2 separate regions of the Homo sapiens genome follow, and region 2 is linked to region 1. A link is an interaction called in ENCODE POLR2A ChIA-PET data of the cell type or tissue named here. Cell type or tissue: CD4-positive, alpha-beta T cell. All regions are shown on one strand. Links, peaks and the distances in the headings refer to the core of each region. The heading gives the core; the rest is flanking DNA. Region 1 overlaps LOC100130987 (a long non-coding RNA gene). Region 2 holds the start of GRK2 (G protein-coupled receptor kinase 2).

Evidence for each region. Peaks named below come from ENCODE experiments on the same cell type or tissue, not always from the same donor. Only the 100,000 strongest peaks of a DNase experiment are listed, where the experiment ranks them.
Region 2: POLR2A ChIA-PET joins it to region 1 with 14 read pairs; 18 of 35 experiments call an interaction of 5 or more read pairs at or near these places.

What each region holds. Positions count from the first base shown.
Region 1 is chr11:67,340,860-67,350,060 of GRCh38, reverse strand. The region is part of intron 2 of LOC100130987 (a long non-coding RNA gene); the gene reads right to left. Among named protein-coding and RNA genes, the nearest start is that of POLD4, 8.1 kb to the left of the region's middle. RefSeq lists a silencer at 1,756-1,895. In CD4-positive, alpha-beta T cell, for the core only: a CTCF peak has its summit at 4,042; DNase peaks (open chromatin) are centred at 4,030 and 5,599; H3K27ac peaks cover 1,533 bases.
Region 2 is chr11:67,260,730-67,269,930 of GRCh38, reverse strand. GRK2 (G protein-coupled receptor kinase 2) reads right to left here and starts at 3,458. Exons shown (of 21, transcript NM_001619.5): 1 at 3,119-3,458. The coding sequence starts at 3,231. RefSeq lists enhancers at 1,130-1,189, 1,890-1,939 and silencers at 1,500-1,549, 3,470-3,669. In CD4-positive, alpha-beta T cell, for the core only: CTCF peaks have their summits at 3,669 and 7,099 (motif pointing left); DNase peaks (open chromatin) are centred at 1,740, 3,260, 3,550, 7,060 and 6 weaker places; H3K4me3 peaks cover 3,397 bases; H3K27ac peaks cover 3,148 bases.

The sequences.
Region 1 (9,201 bases), core at 292-8,291:
TAACCTCTTCCAGACTATGCCATACCTCCTGCCCAGCTGCTAAGCACTCACTATGTGCCAGGCACCAAAGGTCCCCTTGGGGTATTACTAATGGTCAGGAGATGGGCAAAAACAAACACGTAAGTTAATTATGACAGGTAGCAGTCAGTAGTAAGCAAAATCAGAGTTGGGATCAGAAAGGGTCCAAGGATGCCAGGGGCGCTATGTTAGAGAGACTGGTCAGGGAAGGCCCTCTGCTAAGGTGGCATTTGAGCAGAGACTTGAAGGAAGGAAGGGAGCAAGGTCTGCATCTGAGGGTTCCAGGCAGAAGGAGCAACAAGGAGAAGCTTCCTGAGGAAGGAGTGTTTCCAGCCTGCTCCAGGAAAGGCACTGAGGAGGCCAGTGAGGCTGGGGGCCAGGGAGTGAGGAAGGGTAGTGGGAATTGAGGGCAGACAGGCAGCGGGCTGGTCCCTAGGGCCATGATAAGAAACTGGATTTGATTCTGAGTGAGAGGGGAGGATACTGGAGGGCTTGAAGCCAATAAATGACAGAGTCAAGCTTATGTTTCGAAAACATTACTCTGTTGGTGGAAAACAAGATTGTGGAGCTGGGGAAAACAGAGGTAGCAAAACCACTCAGGAGGCTACTGAAGTTGGCCTCATGAGAGCTGAGGGTGATCTGGACCAGCGTGGGGAGGTGGACTGCTCAGAAGTGGCCAGGTACGCTCTGTATTTTTAAGGAAGAGCTGACTGGCAGGACTTGCCTATTGGTCGACTGTGGGATTTAAGAGGGAGGAGCCAAGGATAACTCCAAAGGTTTTGGTTTGGGCGACTGGAAGGACAGAGTTCTCATTACTAAGATGGGAAGACTTGTGGGAAGGGTGGGGCAGGAATCTGGAGCTCCATCTTAGACATGCTGAAGTATCTGTGCCACTTCCAAAGGGACATGGGGTATAGGCAGTGGATATGTAAGTCTCGGATTCTGAGGCATTCTAGGTTTAAAATATAAACTTGGGAATCTTTTAGATGGCCTTGAAAGCTCCAACAGTGGATGAGATCCCCAGAGTGAGTGTAGAGAGAGAAGTGATCTGAGAGATCCAGTAGCGAGGGAACCTGAGGTTACCGGAGATGAGGAGGCAGTTGTGTGAGTGAGATCTTTGTGAGGGTGAGGAGGGCCAGGAACCAGGATACAGGAAGAGGGTGGCCTTCAGTAGACACATGCACTGTGACAGGAAGGGAGGCAGAGAATATGAGAGGAGCCTCAGGTAGGGGGATATATTTGGGGATGGGAATATTCAAGAATCAGATATTTACTAAGAGCCTGACACTGCTGGGAGGGCTCTGATGTTTACTAAGTGCCTATCCATGCCATCTGCTATGTGAAATGCTGCACACATGTTATCTAGTTGAATCCTGAGAACAATCTCATTAGGGAAGTACTATCCATGTTTTACAGATAAGGAAACCAAGGCTGAGAGGAAAAGTGCCTTGCTCAATCAGTAAACACCAGGGCCTGAATTCACCCCGCACCTGCACTCCAGATGTTGGAGGATAAGAATGTTGTCGAGGAGATAAGGACTACATATGTGGCAAGTTAGAAAACCATGTAATATGAGTGCTTTCCCGAGGCAACCTAGGAGTGGCACAGACACTGAATTGTCTGAGTTCTCAGAAAGGAAAGAGCACCATGGGTGACAGGGACCCGCTGCAGGGGCCTCGAGCACAGGGACTGCAACCTTCCTCCCGCTGCATTGTATTCCCCCTGCTGCACCTCATCTGCACCTAGCCCCTTCTAATCAGGGGTCCCTGTTTCTCACCTTCCCACCTTCCACCGCAGGGCGAATGCAGACTCCCCACTGTAGGGGACAGCACCATGCGGAATGTTCTTAGTCATTTCCTTCATCAATTTTGCATTCTACTCCATATGTCTGGAGTAGTTGTACTTCTTTTTTGACACAGAGTCTCACTCTGTCACTCAGGCTGAAATGCAGTGGGATGATCTTGGCTCACTGCAACCTCTGCCTCCAGGGTTCAAGCAATTCTCGTGCCTCAGTCTCCCAAGTAGCTGGGATTAGAGGTACCCACCACCATTCCCGGCTAATTTTTGTATTTTTGGTAGAGACGGGGTTTTACCATGTTGGCCAGGCTGCTCTTGAACTCCTGACCTTAAGTGATTCACTCGCCTCAGACTCCCAAAATGCTGGGATTACAGGCATGAGACACTGTGCCCGGCCTGGAGTAGCTGTATTAACATAAAAGTAGGTGAAATTATTTATAATTAAATAAAATGAAGTCTCCAGGAAGATGTGCCACATGTGGCTTATGGCTGCTTTCAGGTACCCCTGATACATCTACTATACCACCTCACTCAGTTTGAACAGCACTTCAGAAATACTAAAAAGCATATATATATATATATATATATATATATATATATATATATATATATTTTTTTTTTTTTTTTTTTTTTTTTTTTGAGAAAGGGTCTTGCTCTGTTGCCCAAGCTGGAGCACAGTGGTGCAATCATGGCTCACTGCAGCCTCAAACTCCCAGGTTCAAGCCATCTTCCTGCCTTGGTCTCCCAAGTAACTGGGACTATAGGCACGTGTCATACACAGCTAATTAAAAAAAAATTTTTTTTTTTTTTTAGAGAGATAGTCCTGCTATGTTGCCCAGGCTGGTCTCAAACACCTGAGGCCAAATAATCCTCCTGCCTTGGCCTCCTAAAGTATTGGGATTACAGGAGTGAACTGCCACACCCAGCCAGAGAATAGTGTTCTAGACTAAGGGAATGAGCTGAACAAAGGCAAGCAGGAGGGAATTATGTGTGTGCCACAGGCTAGGTGCACAGAGCTGTGAAGTATATACCACAGAGGTTTCCACATAAAATCATAAAAAACTAGCATTTGGCTGGGAGCGGTGGCTCATGCCTGTAATCCCAGCACTTTGGGAGGCCGAGGCGGGTGGATCACCTGAGGTTGGGAGTTCGAGACCAGCCTGACAAACGTGGAGAAACCCTGTCTCTACTAAAAATACAAAATTAGCTGGGCGTGGTGGTGCATGCCTGTAATTCCAGCTACTCAGGAGGCTGAGGCAGGAGAATCACTTGAACCGGGGAGGCGGAGGTTGCAGTGATGCAGTAACCAAGATCGCGCCACTGCACTCCAGCCTGGGTAACAAGAGCGAAGCTCCATCTCAAAAAAAATAAAAATAAATAAAATAAAGGGACAAAGAACTATAAGAGATGTTGCAAAAGAAGTTGGCAAAACTTGCATTTGGTAAGGGAAGAATGGGGAGGAGGTGTCAAATATGACTCAGGTTTTGAGCTTGGGTGGGTGAGAGAATGCTGATGCCATGGGAAGAAAAATGGAAACTGGGAGGGGGAAGACAGGCTCAATTTTATACATGCTTGGTTTGAGATGACGACAGGACACCAAATGGAAACATCTGGTAGGAAATGGAAACAGAGCTCAAGTCCAGCAGAGAGGTCAGGGGAGGGGCAGTATCCAGGGGACAAGGAAATCACCTGCATAGAACTGACCTATGCGCACAGATGAAAGATTCAAGAGAGACAGTCAAAGAGAAGACCAAGCATGGCACCTGGGAAAATTCTCTCTAGAAAATGGTGGAAGAAGATCCAGCAAACCAGAGGGGAAGAGTGCTCAGAGTGGCAGGAGAACCAAGGCAGAGCAGTGTCCCAGAGGTCACCGGTGTGATGCTGCAGAGACATCAAGGAAGACACTGTCAGGAAGCATGGAGGGGACTTGCCCTCAATTCCATTCCTCCATTTCCCACTTCCCGCTATCCTCGTTTTGTAGTTCTCTCGAGTGTCTTTGGCTGTCATGGTAACTACCAGTACCACACCCCTCTATGAAGGCCACACTGATTCATTCTTTATTGACTCAGGTGTGGCAACATTTATCCACCCTCAGACAAACTCACTAGTAGCTTGAAGGTTTAAGGAGCTAATTTACCAAGAAACTAAAGTCAACACAGGAAAGAAGCAAGTTTCTGAACTGGTCTAGAAACAGAAGAAAACTACAACAGTGCCAGCTTGAGGCCAATTTGGGTTACTGCCACCTCTGGGACTCAAGAGATTCTCAAAATGATTCCTGGTTTTCCACGCAGTTTATCCACCTGAGTCTATCCACCTGAGTCCTAAGCTAGAAAACCATAACTTTGTGCTAGTCATGGCAGATGCAAATGATTAGAACCCCAGGCCCTAAGCCCCAAGAGCTCACTGTAGTAGGGAGACAGAAAACAGACGCGCAAGTATACTTCAAACAATGCTGCAAGACAGGCATGGGCCTGGCCTATGACAACCTTCAGCTGAGTATGTAAGGACGAGTAGGGGTGCCCTCCAGGTGAACAAGTGATGGTAGACCATGTGTTGGCATCTGAGATCTGAGTCCTTCTTAAGCCCAACTTTGGTCCTTTGTCTCTTGAAGGAAAAGGCATCTCCTAGGAGCTCCCTCTGGGATGTGAGCCTCCATCCTGACCTCGTGGATGCCCCTTCACCTCACCTAGAGGCGCCAATGGTTCCTATGCCTGCAGGCCCTGCCCTTGACTGCAGGATGTTTTTCACTCTGTGCAGCCTTCCCTGAAGAGAGTTAAGGATTTCCCCTCTGCTTCCCACGGTAACCTGTTTCTGTTTTATTACAGCATGTCACATTGCCACAACAATACGCTTCATTGTTTTCAGTGCTAGAGAATATTTTATCTCTGCTGGTGTATACCTAACACAAGGTTGGCTACATAGTAAGCGCTCAAAGCTGGCTGAGGTTGGTCATAGTGGCTTACCCCTGTAATCCTAGCACTTTGGGAGGCTGAGGAAAGAGGATCACTTGAGCCCAGGAGTTTGAGACCAGCCTGGGCAACAAAGGGGTATCCTGTCTCTACAAAAAACAAAAAAAAACTAAAAATTAGCTCGGTGTGGCACACGCCTGTGGCCCCAGATAGTGGGGCTGAGGCAGGAGGATCACTTGAGCCCATGAAGTTGAAATGCAGTGAGCCATATTCCCACTACAGCACTCCAGCCTGAGCAACACAGCAAGACCCTGTGTAAAAAAAAAAAAAAAAAAAAAAAAAAAGCTGACCAAATCGTCCCACTTCACTCACATCTACTTTTTTTTTTGAAACAAACTCTTGCTCTATCCCCCAGGCTGGAGTGCAGTGGCATAATCTTGGCTCACAGCAACCTCTGCCTCCCAGGTTCAAGGGATTCTCTTGCCTCAGCCTCCCGAGTAGCTGGGATTACAGGCAGGCACCACCATGCCCAGCTAATTTTATATTTTTAGTAGAGACGGGGTATCACCATGTTGACCAGACTGGGCTCGAACTCCTGACCTCAGGTGATCTGCCCACGTCGGCCTCCCAAAGTGCTGGGATTACAGGTGTGAGCCACTGTGCCCAGCCTACTCACACGTACTTTTTGATCCTGTCTAGCCCGTGAGAATCATTTGTGTGAGAGTTGTAAATGCAACTCTTTGGGCTCTAAGTCACTTCTCCATAGGAGTTGTGTGGCCTTGATGGCAGGAGCCATCTTCTCCTAAGGCCTTCTCAGTGAGGAAGGCATCAAAGCTGTCAACTGCAGAAGCAGGCCCTTTTCGTTTCCTGTTTTGAAGCCTGTGCCTCCAGTGGGCTGGCCATGGAGTGCTTAGCTGAGGTCCTCTGAGGTGCAGAGTAGAGACAGTCATCATTGCAGTGAGCCATCCAGCCCACCTCTCCACATGCTCTCGGGAGAATGGCTGGCCAGGATCTGACTATTCTAGTTCTGCAATGCTGGAGTATACACTTGTACAACTCCAAGGACACTAATTTGGCATTATATATCAAAATTATAAATGCACCTATCCTTTTCAGTCTATATCTAGAAATTTATCCTACAGATACGTTGGTATATGTAAAATAACATATGTAAGGTTATTTATTATAAAACTCTTTGTAATAGCAAAGAACATAAATAGCCTAAAAGTCTGTCATCCATAAGAGACTGGGCCAGGTGCGGTGGTTCACACCTGTAATCCCAAATATTTGGGGGGCCAAGGTGGGAGGTTGCTTGAGGCCAAGGGTTCAAGTCCAGCCCAGGTAACATAGCAAAATCTTGTCTCTACAAAAACTGTTAAAAATTAGCCCACTGTGGCGGCTTGCACCTGTGGTTCCAGCTACTCGGGAGGCTGACGTTGGGGAGGACCCCTTGAGCCTGGTAGGTTGAGGCTGTAATGAGGTGTGACTGTACCACTGTACTCCAGCCTAGGTGACAGAGCAAGACTCTGTCTCCAAAAAAAAATAAGGGCCAAGTGCAGTGGCTCATGCCTATAATCCCAGCATGTTGGGAGGCCAAGGCAGGAGGATTGCTTAAGCTCAAGAGAATTTGAGACCAGTCTGGGGCAACAGAGTGAAACACCATCTCTATGTGGAAAAAAAAAAAATTAATTAATTCTCGTTATGTTGCCCAGGATGGTCTTGAACTCCTGGACTCAAGCAATCTTCCTGCCTCAGCCTCCCAAAGTGCTGGGATTACTGGCATGAGCCACCATGCCTGGCCAAGTTCATTCACTTTTGTTGCTGAATAATATTCCATTGTGTATTGGCCGGGCACAGTGGCTCACACCTGTAATCCCAGCACTTTGGGAAGCCAAGGCGGGCAGATCATGAGGTCAGGAGTTCAAGACCAGCCTGACCACCATGGGGAAACCCCGTCTCTACTAAAAATACAAAAAAAATTAACCAGGTGTGGTGACGCGCGCTTGTAATTCCAGCTACTCAGGAGGCTGAGGCAGGAAAATTGCTTGAACCTTTGAGGCAGAGGTTGCAGTGAGCCGAGATCGTGCCACCACACTCTAGCCTGGATGACAGAGCAAGACTCCGTCTCAAAAAAAAAAAAAAAAAAAAAAATCCATTGTGTGAATATACTAAAATGTATTTATCCCATTTATCAGCTGATGAACATTTGGGTTGTTTCCAGTTTTAGACTCTGATGGATGGAGCTGTTATAAACATTCATGTACAAGTCTTTGTGTGGGCAGGTTTTCATTTTTTCTTGGCTATATGCCAAAGAATCATATTGCTACATTATATATCATATATATATATTTGACTTTAGAGTAAACTGCCAGTCTGTTTTCCGAAGTGGTTCTACCATTTTATTTTTTTGAGATGGAGTATTGCTCTGTCACCCAGGCTGGAGTGCAATGGCACAATCAAAGTTTACTGCAGCCTCAAACTTTTGGGCTTAAGCAATCCTCCCACCTCAGCCTCCAGAGTAGCTGGTACTGGAGGTGTGAGCTGCTGTGTCTGGCCATGCTCTATTGTTTTCTTTGCTGTGCAGAAGCTTTTTGTTTGATGTAATCCCATTGGTCTACTTTTGCTTTGGTTGCCTGTGCTTTTGAGGTCCTATCTCAAAAATCCTTGCCTAGGTCAATGTCAGGAAGCATTTCTCCTGTGTTTTCTTCTAGTAGTTTTATAGTTTGAGGTCTTATATTTAAGTCTTTAATCCATTTTGAGTTAATTTTTGTCATTCTTCTGAATGTGGATATCCAGTTTTCCCAGCACCACTTATTGAAGAGACCATCTTTTCCCCAATGTATATTCTTGGCACCTTTACTGAAAATCAGTTGTGTGAATTTATTTCTGGGTTATCTATACTGTTCCACTGGTCTATGTGTATGTTTTTATGACTGTACCATGCTGTTTTGGTTACTATAGCTTTGTAGTATATTTTGAACTCAGGTAGTATGATGCCTCCAGCTTTGTTATTTTTGCTTAGGATTGCTTTGGCTATTTGGGGTCTTTAGTGGTTCCAGATAAAATTTTTGGAATTTTTTTTTTTTTTGAGACAGAGTCTCGCTTTGTCACCCTAGCTGGAGTGCAGTGGGGCGATCTTGGATCACTGCAACCTCTGCCTCCCAGGTTCAAGGGATTCTCCTGCCTCAGCCTCCCGAGTAGCTGGGATTTCAGGCGCGTGCCACCACACCTGGCTAATTTTTGTATTTTTAGTAGAGATGGGGTTTCACCACGTTGGCCAGGCTGGTCTCAAAATTCTTGACCTCAAGCAATCCACCTGCCTTCCTCGGCCTCCCAACGTGCTGGGATCATAGGCGTGAGCCACTGCACCCGGCCAGAATTTTTTTCATAATAGTATCTTTAGAAGAACGAAAGTTTTAAAATGTGTGTGTGTGTGCGTGTGTGTCTGTGTGTGTGATGGAGTTTTGCTCTTGTTGCCTAGGCTGGAGTGCAATGGCGTGATCTTGGCTCACCTGGAACCTCCGCCTCCTGGGTTTAGGCGATTCTCCTACCTCAGCCTCCCACGTAGCTGGGATTACAGGCATGTGCCACCATGCCCAGCTAATTTTTGTATTTTTAGTAGAGACAGGATTTCACCATGTTGGCCAGGCTGGTCTCAAACTCCTGACCTCGCATAATCCACCTGTGTCGGCCTCCCAAAGTGCTAGGATTACAGGCATCAGTCACCACACCCGGCCCAAAGTTTTAAATTTTGATGAAATCCAATTTATCATTTTTTTTGTTACTGCTTTTTATGTCCTAAGAAATGTTTACCTACCCCAAAGTAACAAATATTTTCTATTTTTTTCTAGATATTTCATTGTTTTAGCTTTTACATTTAGGTTTAGGATCTATTTTTAATTTCACTGTTTCATTCCTGATAATTGGGGATTTATATTTTCTCTATTTTCTTAGTCTTACTAGGGACTTAACAATTTCATTTTATTTTATTTTATTTTATTTTATTTTATTTTATTTTTGGAGACAGAGTCTTGCTCTGTTGCCCAGGCTGGAGTGCAGTAGCGCAATCGTGGCTCACTGCAACCTCTGCCTCCTGGGTTCAAGCAATTCTCTGCCTCATCCTTCTGAGTAGCCAGGATTACAGGTGCCCGCCACCATGCCCAGCTAATTTTTGTATTTTTAGTAGAGACAGGGTTTCACCATGTTGGCCAGGCTGGTCTTGAAATCCTGACCTTGTGATCCACCATCCTCGGCCTCCCAAAGTGCTGGGATTACAAGTGTGAGCCACTGCGCCCAGCCTCAATTTTATTAACTTATTTCAAGAAACTAACTTTTGGTGGATATACAGTTCCAGCCCCATTTGCTCAAAGACCTTTTACCCACTTAATTACGTTGGCACTGTCATCAAAAATAATTTGGCCATGGCCAGGTGCAGTGGCTCATGCCTGTAATCCCAGCACTTTGGGAGGCTGAGGAG
Region 2 (9,201 bases), core at 345-8,344, 80 kb after region 1:
TTCTATAGGGTGACAGAAGGGGAGGCCCCTGTGCCAACTCAGTGTGGCACTGTGCCTAACCACTCCCATTCCCTAGCCTTTGGAACTCAGAGCTGTGATGCCAGCCCCAGTTCTTGGCCAAGACACATCCCCAGGCACCAGCCATGGAGGGGCTGCCAAGGTGGGCCACCTCAAGGTATGAACAATTCCCAGTGGCAACCTGTCACTGGGACAAGCCACAGCCCCTCTCCCTGACTCTGACCTTGACCTTGTGGGTATGGGGAAGACAGGCTCCTGCATCTGACGGGACCCTGGAGTGGGGCTGCCCCTCGGTGCAGTAGCTTTGCCACGGCAGCTCAGTTCTCCATCCCAGCCAACGGGAAGAGGGCTGAGCCTTGTGAACTGTGACAGCCGATGGCCCCAGACAAGGGGTGCCAGTCAGCCCACACCGCAAAATGTGGACAGAGGCGAGAACAGTGGTGTGCAGGGGTGGGTGGAGGGGATAAAGCACAGCAAAGAAACAGCACTGGCCTGTGTGGTCCAGAAACCCGAGGCCCCATTCCAGCTTTCTTCTGTGACGAGGACACGACTCCTCCCCTCCCTGAGCCTCAATAACTTCAACTGCTAAAGGGGAGAATCCTAACTGCTGGGCCTGCCTCTCACAGTTGTCAAAAGGACAAAACAGAGTAAAAAGCACTCTGCAAGTGGAAAAGTGTCAGGCAAACATGAAACATGGTCAGGATCACCACTGGGGCGGCGGGGGGCGGGGGGCGGCGTGCTCTGCCCCACTGGGTGTGCAAGGCAAGGCGTTATGCAAAGGGTGGCCTGCTCCCTAATGCCCCAGGCCTGGACCCCCATGTAGGGGTGGCCAGTAGCCCTTCCCAGGCCTTAGCGCACTGACATTCGGCGCTCGCACCTCCAGTCCGTTTCACAGATGTGGGCGATTTGCGGAAGGCCATGCTGCTGATGGTGACCCAATGTGAAAACCTGGGCTGCCTGGCTCGGCCTCCTGCTGTCCTCCTAGAATCCTATCCAACCTTGTTTCTGCTCAGGACTGCATGGGGGTGCCACACAGTCCTGGTATTTCTTGAGCAACTACTACATGCAAGGCATGGCCTTGCCAGCTTCACAGGTTGGTTGCTGGAAGAACTGAGATGACAGATATCAAAATAGGTAAGTCAGTAATAATTCCTATCATTATTGCTATCACCGCCATCACTACCATGGATGGGAAAGGGGACAGGAAAAGAAGACCATCTCGTTTCTCAGGGTTCTGACACCTGCAGAGCCAAGGCGGCGCCCCATCAGAAGCAATGCATTCTGGGGGGAGATTACCCGAACGCAGACAGTTCCAGAAAAGGCCCCGCCTCACAGTTGCAGAACTCCATCCTGCAGGAGGGTCTCGAGGCTGCAGCCACCAAGGAGAGCCGTTTTGAGCCCTAGAGGCTGACTCCCCCGTTTCCTCCCTCGTGGGTTTGTCATTTCTGAACTCATTTCTGTACTAACCGTCACTGCTCCCTGGACAGCCCCCAGCTGACAGTCAGTCTGGTTCCTGTTTTGAGAAATCTGATTGCAAATGTCTTAGAAAAAAAAAGGCCCTAACGGCCTTTTCAAAATGCAGACCAATTTTCCTCTCCCAGGCCTGACGTTCAGTCAATCCAAACACCCAGTGAGCAGGGCATGGCACAGGGGGGCGGTGAGGGCCATGGGCATGGGGCACCCCTGCAGCGTCAGCCAGAGCTTAGACGGCTGCTTCAAAGGCTGAGGGACACCGCAGAGTCACAGCTCTTATTTCACGCCATCCACATTTCACAGATGAGAAGACCGAGGCCCAGTGAGGGAAGAGACTTACCCAGAGTCACAAGATAAGACCACGGCAGTGTGGACAGGCCCCATCCCCAGCCCGCTGGGGCACCAGGAGGAGGCCAACTCTCAGGCATGCACAAGGAGTTGCCACACGACACAAAGAATCGTGGCGGGCACGTCTGCTCCCTGGCACAGGCCAGGGTAGCTGATGAAATGTAGAACCAGAAGTCTGAAGCCCTGATCTGTTGGCCAGGTGCCACCTGGGACTACCTGTGTGACTCGGGGCAGGCCACTCACCTCTGGAGCTTCAGTTTCCCCATCTGTTCCACAGGGACAAAACCACACCTGTCCTCGCCACCCCATGCGCTGCTGAGAGGCTCACACAGTGGAGAGATACTCTATCAGCCATAAAATGCTGGACAAACCGCAGCAATCGTCCACATCCTGTGTACTTTTGCACCTACATCCTGAACAGTCTAAACTTTGATACCAGGTGTGATGTCAGTTGTCTTACAGAGGCGGCAGCTAAGGTCCAGCCATTGCAGGTGTGCTGGGAGGGCCCCTGGTCAACAGCACCCACGGGGCACCATATGCAGGGCCTGCCAGAGGAGAAATGTAGGGGAGAGGGCACAGGGGATGTTTCCCCGACCTGAGCGCGGTCCGAGGGGGAGGGTGCCCGCAGCACCCTAGGTCCTGCTCACCACGCCGCCCTGAAAGCACTCTCGAGCCCAACTCCAGGACAGCGACCCCACCAGAGGGTGGGAGAAGAGTCCGGAAGACTGGCTGTCCCCCAACACCTCACACAAGTGTAGACTGGAGGAGAGACGGGTGGGGGTAGTGGAAACCCTAAAGCGAGTGCCGTGAGCAGGGACAGCAAAAGGGTGGGTGACATCGTCAGGCGAGGTAAATGGTGGCCAGCGGAGGGGAGGGGACCCCACAGGGACCAAGGGCTGCTCCGAGAAGGATGAAGGGGCGCGCCGGGCCCCCGTGGGAGAAGGCGGGAGCCAGGGGCTGACAGCGACTTCGGGGGGCCGGTGGAGCACGATAAGGAAGCAGCAGGGCGGCCAGGGGGACCCGACTGGGTCCGGGGACCGATGGGGCAGAGGAGCTCCGGAGTTGGGGCGCTCCGGGCTCAGGCGCCCAGGGTCTGGGGCTTAGGGTCTGGACCCGCAGGCGCCAAGGCCGGGCTGCTCCGGGCTGGGGGGCCGACAGGGGGTTGCGAGAGCCGGCCCCGGGGGTCCAGGTCGCGGGGTCGAGCATGGGGCCAGGGTCTCGGGGCCGCGGCCGGGGCGCCCGCGGGGTCGGGCCGGGGCCGCGGGCAGCTTCTCCTCACCTGGGCTCGGGCAGCAGGATCTTCTTGCTGGCGCGCGCGGCCGGCGTGGCCTTGCTCTTCTCCATGGCCATCAGGTAGCTCACGTCGGCCAGCACCGCCTCCAGGTCCGCCATCTTGGCGGCGGCGCTGCCTCCTCCCGCCGCCGCCGCCGCCGCCGCCGCTCCTGCTCGCTCGGCGCTCGGCCCGGCCCGGCCGCGGCTCGCTCGGCCTCGGGCGCCGACGCCTCCCGCCTGGCCCTGCTCGGCGCCCGCGGCTCCGCTCGCCGCCGCTCACAGGCGGCGCCGCCCCATGGCGCCGGCTCGGGCCCGGCCCCGGCTCGCGCTCCGCTCCCGCCGGGACTGCAGTCGGGGCGCCGCCGCCGCCGCCGCCCGCGCGCCCGCGCCCCGGAGCCGCCGCCGCCTCCGGCCCCGCCTGCCGCGCACAACGCCAGCGAGCCCGCGAGGGGCCGAGCCGGGCGGGCGACGGCGCCCCCTGGAGGCCGCGCGGAATCTGACCCCGAACCAGACCTGCGACCGCGGGCTCAGACCCTGGCCGTGACCTCGGCCCTCGATGCTGGACGGAGACCCGGGCCTGGAACACGACAGGGACCCGGCACGGAAGACGACCCGAGACCCATTCTCTGACCACAACCTCGGGTCACATCTCTGGATCCCAGGCTCCCCAGTCGGGCCGCAGCCCTGACACCAAACGTGATCACAGGGAACCTGGACGCTCACCAAGACACAGATTCAGACCTCTGAACACCATCCTGGGACTTTCATCTCAGACCCTGGCTATAACCCCGGACTCCCTGACCTTGGACGCAGTCCACGACCTGACACCAGACTCCAAACAGGACCCCAGACTCAAACCTTGGCCCACCACCTCAGACTCTAACCATGACCTCAGATCACAGCCCTGGGTCTCCAACGCCATACCCAGACTGCGACACTCACCTCAGACCCCCAACAGGTCCCCAGATCCAGATTTTGGACCATGACCTCGATCCCATCCTGGTTACTGACCCCAACCTTGATTCTGACCCTAGGCTACTACCATGACCCTGAACTCTAGACTTGGGGTCAGGACTCAGACCTAGATTGGACTGTCAACTCCAGATCACTGTCCTAGACTCAACACCCAGAACTGTGGACACGGACTCAGGACTAGGACGTCTAACCTGGGACCCACACTGGACCCAGAATCCTTAGTAGGTCACCCAGAACCTGGGACCTGACAACTGCAGCGCAGTTACAGGCTTCCCCCATCCCTGATCCCACCCCTCCTACTCTAGAACCAATCCTGGCCGCAGAAGGCCCACTCAGGATCAAGTACCCTGCACCCAACCCCACCCCCCAACCAGCTCATAGACCCAGGTCCCTGGCCAGCACTCTTGGCAGCTCCCTTCCCTGTACCCCATCCCATCCAGATGTTCCTTCAGGATGGTTCCACATGTAGTTACGGTAAAAACTCTCCCAGCCCGGAAGCGCACAGAGGTTTCAGTGCTGCCTGGCAGGGGAAACCCACCCTGCTGAGAGCCCACCCAGAGTGGGGAAAGCCAGGTGTCTCAAGGCAGCATTCCTATCTCAACATGCCCCTCTCTAGAGCCTCTCTTTGCTTTCAAAGTGACAGGACCCTCCTCCCAGCCCTGGGCACATAAAGCTCAAATCTCATTACCATGCTGTGGGCCAGCAGCCAGCATCCTTTTGCAAAGCAAGGCCCCCATCTCTGTGCACCTCTAGGCTACCATCTTGGATCAGCCCCAACAGAACCTGGAACCAGAGCATGTCAGAGCTTGTGAGGTTCTCCTCTCAGTGGGTGGTGAGTCACTCGCCACCCATATACCCATGTCAGAGCCTCAGTTTTCTTTTCCCCAACTGCTCCTTCATTCTCTCCCCTTCTCTAATCTAATTTGTCACCATAGTCTCCTGTCTGGCCTCCTGAGAATCTCCGTGAATCTGTCTACTTCTCAGGGTCCTCATGGCCAGCCACTGCCCTGATGCAGGCCCTGACCAGGGATGCTTTTCCCAAATCTAGATCTGATGGAGTCACTGCCTGCTTGGCACCCAGAAGCAGCTCTCCAGGCCTTCTGGGGCTACTGAGAGTGAGAGACCTAGAGGGGTCTCTAGGACTCACCACACTCTGCCCAAAGCAGATTAGGTGAACAAACTCCTTAATCTGCAAGTCAAGATCTTGGAGGACTTGGACCTTGAATGCTCCAGTTTGTTTCGCTACCATCCTCTGCACCTGGAGTTTCCCCACCAACTCACCCACCCATTCTCACTTCTGTGCCTCTGCTGTTTCCTGGGCCTGGAAGCCCTTCTGTGTACCTTCCTCCGTGGACAACTCCTACTCATCCGCTAAGACTCACCTCCTCCAGGTAGTCTTCCCTGACTCCCTGACCCCAACTATGTACATCTCCAATTCTACACTTACCACCTTCTAGGCCCTGTTTTCCATTTTCAGTTGCAAGATGCATTGTTGCAAGTTTCGACAGTGGGGAGTGAAGCCTCGTTACATGTCAGCATCAATTGGAAAATGCATCCTGATGTTGGAAATGCTGATATATATATTTAAAGAGGACATACTGTCCCCCACTGTCACTGGTGCCCCTAGTTCATCCTTTGCTCCCAGTGCCCACCACAGGACCCGACTCAAAGGCATCAGTGTTTGATGAGTGAATGAATGAGTGAATGAGCTCTTGGAACACATGGGTTTTGGGGTGGAACAAGGCCAGATGCCACAACATGAAGCCTCTAACCTCCTCTCCCCACAGCCCTGTCCTGACTCCTCTGGACTGCGAGCACAGCCACATGTCAGCCAGGGTTTTCGGGAATAGCCTCTATTTTAAAAATTCTACCTGATGAACTTGTTGGACCAGAGTCTGTGTGTGAGTTCTGAAATGCCAGCCATCCTGTTCCAAGAGGTGGCCTTACCTTCCCATCCCCACCTAAAAACTCAGTCCCTCCCACCCACAGCCCAATCCACACCCCCTGCCAGGCCTGAAGCTGGGGTCTTTTGAGGGGGGCTGGTCTCCCTTCATTGATTCCTGGGCCCAGGAAAAGTGACTTCAGGAAGCTCCAGGTTCAGAAGAGGTTGGTGTGAGCCCTAGGCCTGGGGAAGACTGGTTTTGGGGACGGTGTTGCCTCTGTTGGTCCTAGGAAGGTCGATTGCAAACTTGCCTTCACAGGCAGGCCTTCCTTCTCTCAACAAACCTTTGTTCTGTGCCTAGACTGCTCCAGGCCCTGACCAGGATGCTAGGAGTGCAAAGTGGAGTAGAGCCCCATCTCTGCTCAGCTGGCAGCCCCACAGACACATCATTACTTGGCATCGCCACTGGATGACTAATAGATGTTGCAAACTTAGCGCGGCCCACACTGAGCTCTTGCTCCCACTACCCAGCCCCTGTCCAACCTGCTCCTCTCCCGCCTCCCCATCTCAGGCGTGGATCCTCCATTTTCCCAAAATGTAGGAGCTGTCCTCGATTCCTCTCTTTCCTCACCTGGCCCCCACCCCGATGTATACCCCTGCTGTCATACAGCATCTCTGGCGTATCTGTCTCTGAAGTACATCCTTGATCCGTCCACTGTGCCCTGCTAAACCCTGGCCCGAGTCTCAATCACCTCTCGCCTGCATGCCTGCACCAGCCTCCTCTCCGCGCGCCCTGCCGTTCCTGTGGGTTGAGCTTCTATAGATCTCCATCAAAGCCCACCCCCAACGACTGCCCCTGCACTTAGGATAAAATCCACCCCACTTCCTGTGGCCCATGAGACCCGCACAGACTGGTGCCTGCCTATCTCTCTAACTCAGCAATTTCCATTCTTCCCCTTCCTCTTAGTCTCCAGCCTCTCTGGTCTTCCTTCTGTCACTAGAACAAGCCAAGTCCATTTCCACCTCTGGGGCTTTAACTTTACAGTTCCCTTGCCTGGACTGCCCTTCCCCACTTCCGGAGTGGCAGGCTCCTCCTCGTGCTGCCACCTTGTGGGCGGAAGATATCCTGCTCAGCGGTCTCTCCCTTGGCATTTCTGTCCTGGTCACTGCTGCACCCCTCATCCCCAGCACAAAGTAAGGGTAAGGGCTGCATAAAGAATCAAGACTCAGTGTTAGCCCAGTCTGGTGGGGAAGAAAACCCCTAAACACATATCTCCAATTAACCTGGCAAGAGCTATAGTTTAAGGAAGTGAGGGCACTCGGGAGAAGGTCAGGGGAGGGGTCGGGGAGGGTTGGGTAAAGTCTTGAACATGACATTGTGTGCATGAGCATGAGAGAGGTTGGAAGTGGCACGTGCCAAGGCCCGGGAGTGCGAATTTTGTCCTGCTGAGACCTCTCTTCTCCGCCTCCAGCCTGGGCTTTGCAGAGCAGGAGGGTGAGCTCGGGGCTTCCTTGACCTCAGCAGGTGTGTGCCAGATTGACCTGGGGACACTCCTCCCCAACATGGACAGCCATTCCTCTGATGTCAGGTCCCCAGACAGTGTCAGGCTCTGGCCGGGATGCTGGGAGTTGATTCATTCACCCGATTATTTGACAGTATTTGTTGAGCTCCTACTACATGCCAGGCACCTGTACTTGGCGTTGCGGATCCAACACGGGAAGACACAGGAGGGGAGCTTAGAGGCAAACCATACGTGATAACAGCCGCTGACAAGTGTTGGGTTCTCCTTATGTGCAGGGCACTGCAGAGCCCAGCTGATCTCATTGAAAGCGGGAACATCCCTGTGAGGCACGTGACAAGTTCTAAGAATCAGGAGCCTCTTCAGGTGAAGTCAGGGAAAACTCAGGGCGTTTTTGTCAGAGCCAGAGGATGGGAGGGAAGCAGTTGTTTTAGGGGCAGAGAAAAGAGCTTTTCAGGTATGCGGAACAGTAGATGCAAAGGCCCTGAGGGAAAAAGGGCCCTGGTTATCCGGGAGGCTCCAACATCACCAGGACGCCCGGGCCCTTCGCTCCTTTCTGCAGAGGGCAGGGACCTTGGGTGGGGATTGTTAGCCCGCAGGCGCCAGCCCACCAACCATGGCAGGGGTTTCGAGACCCCTAGCTTCTCTCGACCCGCCTCCCAGGAGCATCGCCTCCTCCTGGAACTCTCTGGAAAGTTCACACAGTCCCCGCACTGTCCCCGGATCCAAGGTCCTCTTCCACCTCAGAGTTTTTGCCGAGACGGGGCCCCAGCGAGCTGCCAGGCCCGGCCCCGTCCCCGAACCCCCGCCCCCGCCCTCGCCCTCATCCTCATCCTCATCCCGGAGCCCCGCCCGGCCCGCCAGGAGCCCTGCCCAGCGCGCATGCGCCTCGGCGCCGCCGAGCAGCTTGTTCCCAGAGCCGCTTTGCCCCTTGACGCTCCTAACCGGCTTGTGAGTGTCCGACTCACGGTCTCGTCGCTCCCACTGGGCCCACATTGTGACCGCTGGTACTTGCCATGTGTCGAGGGGTGGGGTAGGAAAGACTTGGGGTAGGATGCCAGTGCCACCTTCTAGGAACCCGGCTGGGTGCCCTAGGCAAGTTACTTAACTTCTTAGGGCAGAGCCTTTTTCATCTGTACAAAGGGCGTCCCACGCGTGGCCTCACTGGATTGTTTTGAGGATTAACTCAGATAAGATGTGTGAAGCGGGCCGGTCGCGGTGGCTCAAGCCTGTAATTCCAGCACTTTGGGAGGCCGAGGCGGGCGGATCACCTGAGGTCAAGAGTTCAAGACTAGCCTGGCCAACATGGCGAAACCCCGTCTCTCCTAAAAATACAAAAATTAGCCTGGCGTGGTGGTGGTCGCGTAGTCCCAGTTACTCGGGAGGCTGAGGCAGGAGAATTACTTGAACCCGGGAGGCGGAGGTTGCAGTGAGCCGAGATCGCGCCACTGTACCCCAGCCTGGGCGACAGAGTGAGACACCATCTCAAAAAAAAAAAAAGGTGTGTGAAGCGTTGGGCTGGGGAGACGACCCGCCGAGTGGCCACTGTCACACTAGAGTATCCTGGGCCTCATTTATGTCTCCCCCCCGTCTTCCTCCATGGTCTCTTTTCTATCCATCCCTTTCTACCTCTTTGCCTTTCCTCTTCTGGGTCTTTCAAGGTATGTTTCTCTCCCTGTCCCTCTGCCTGCTATCCTATGGCACGCTCTGGGG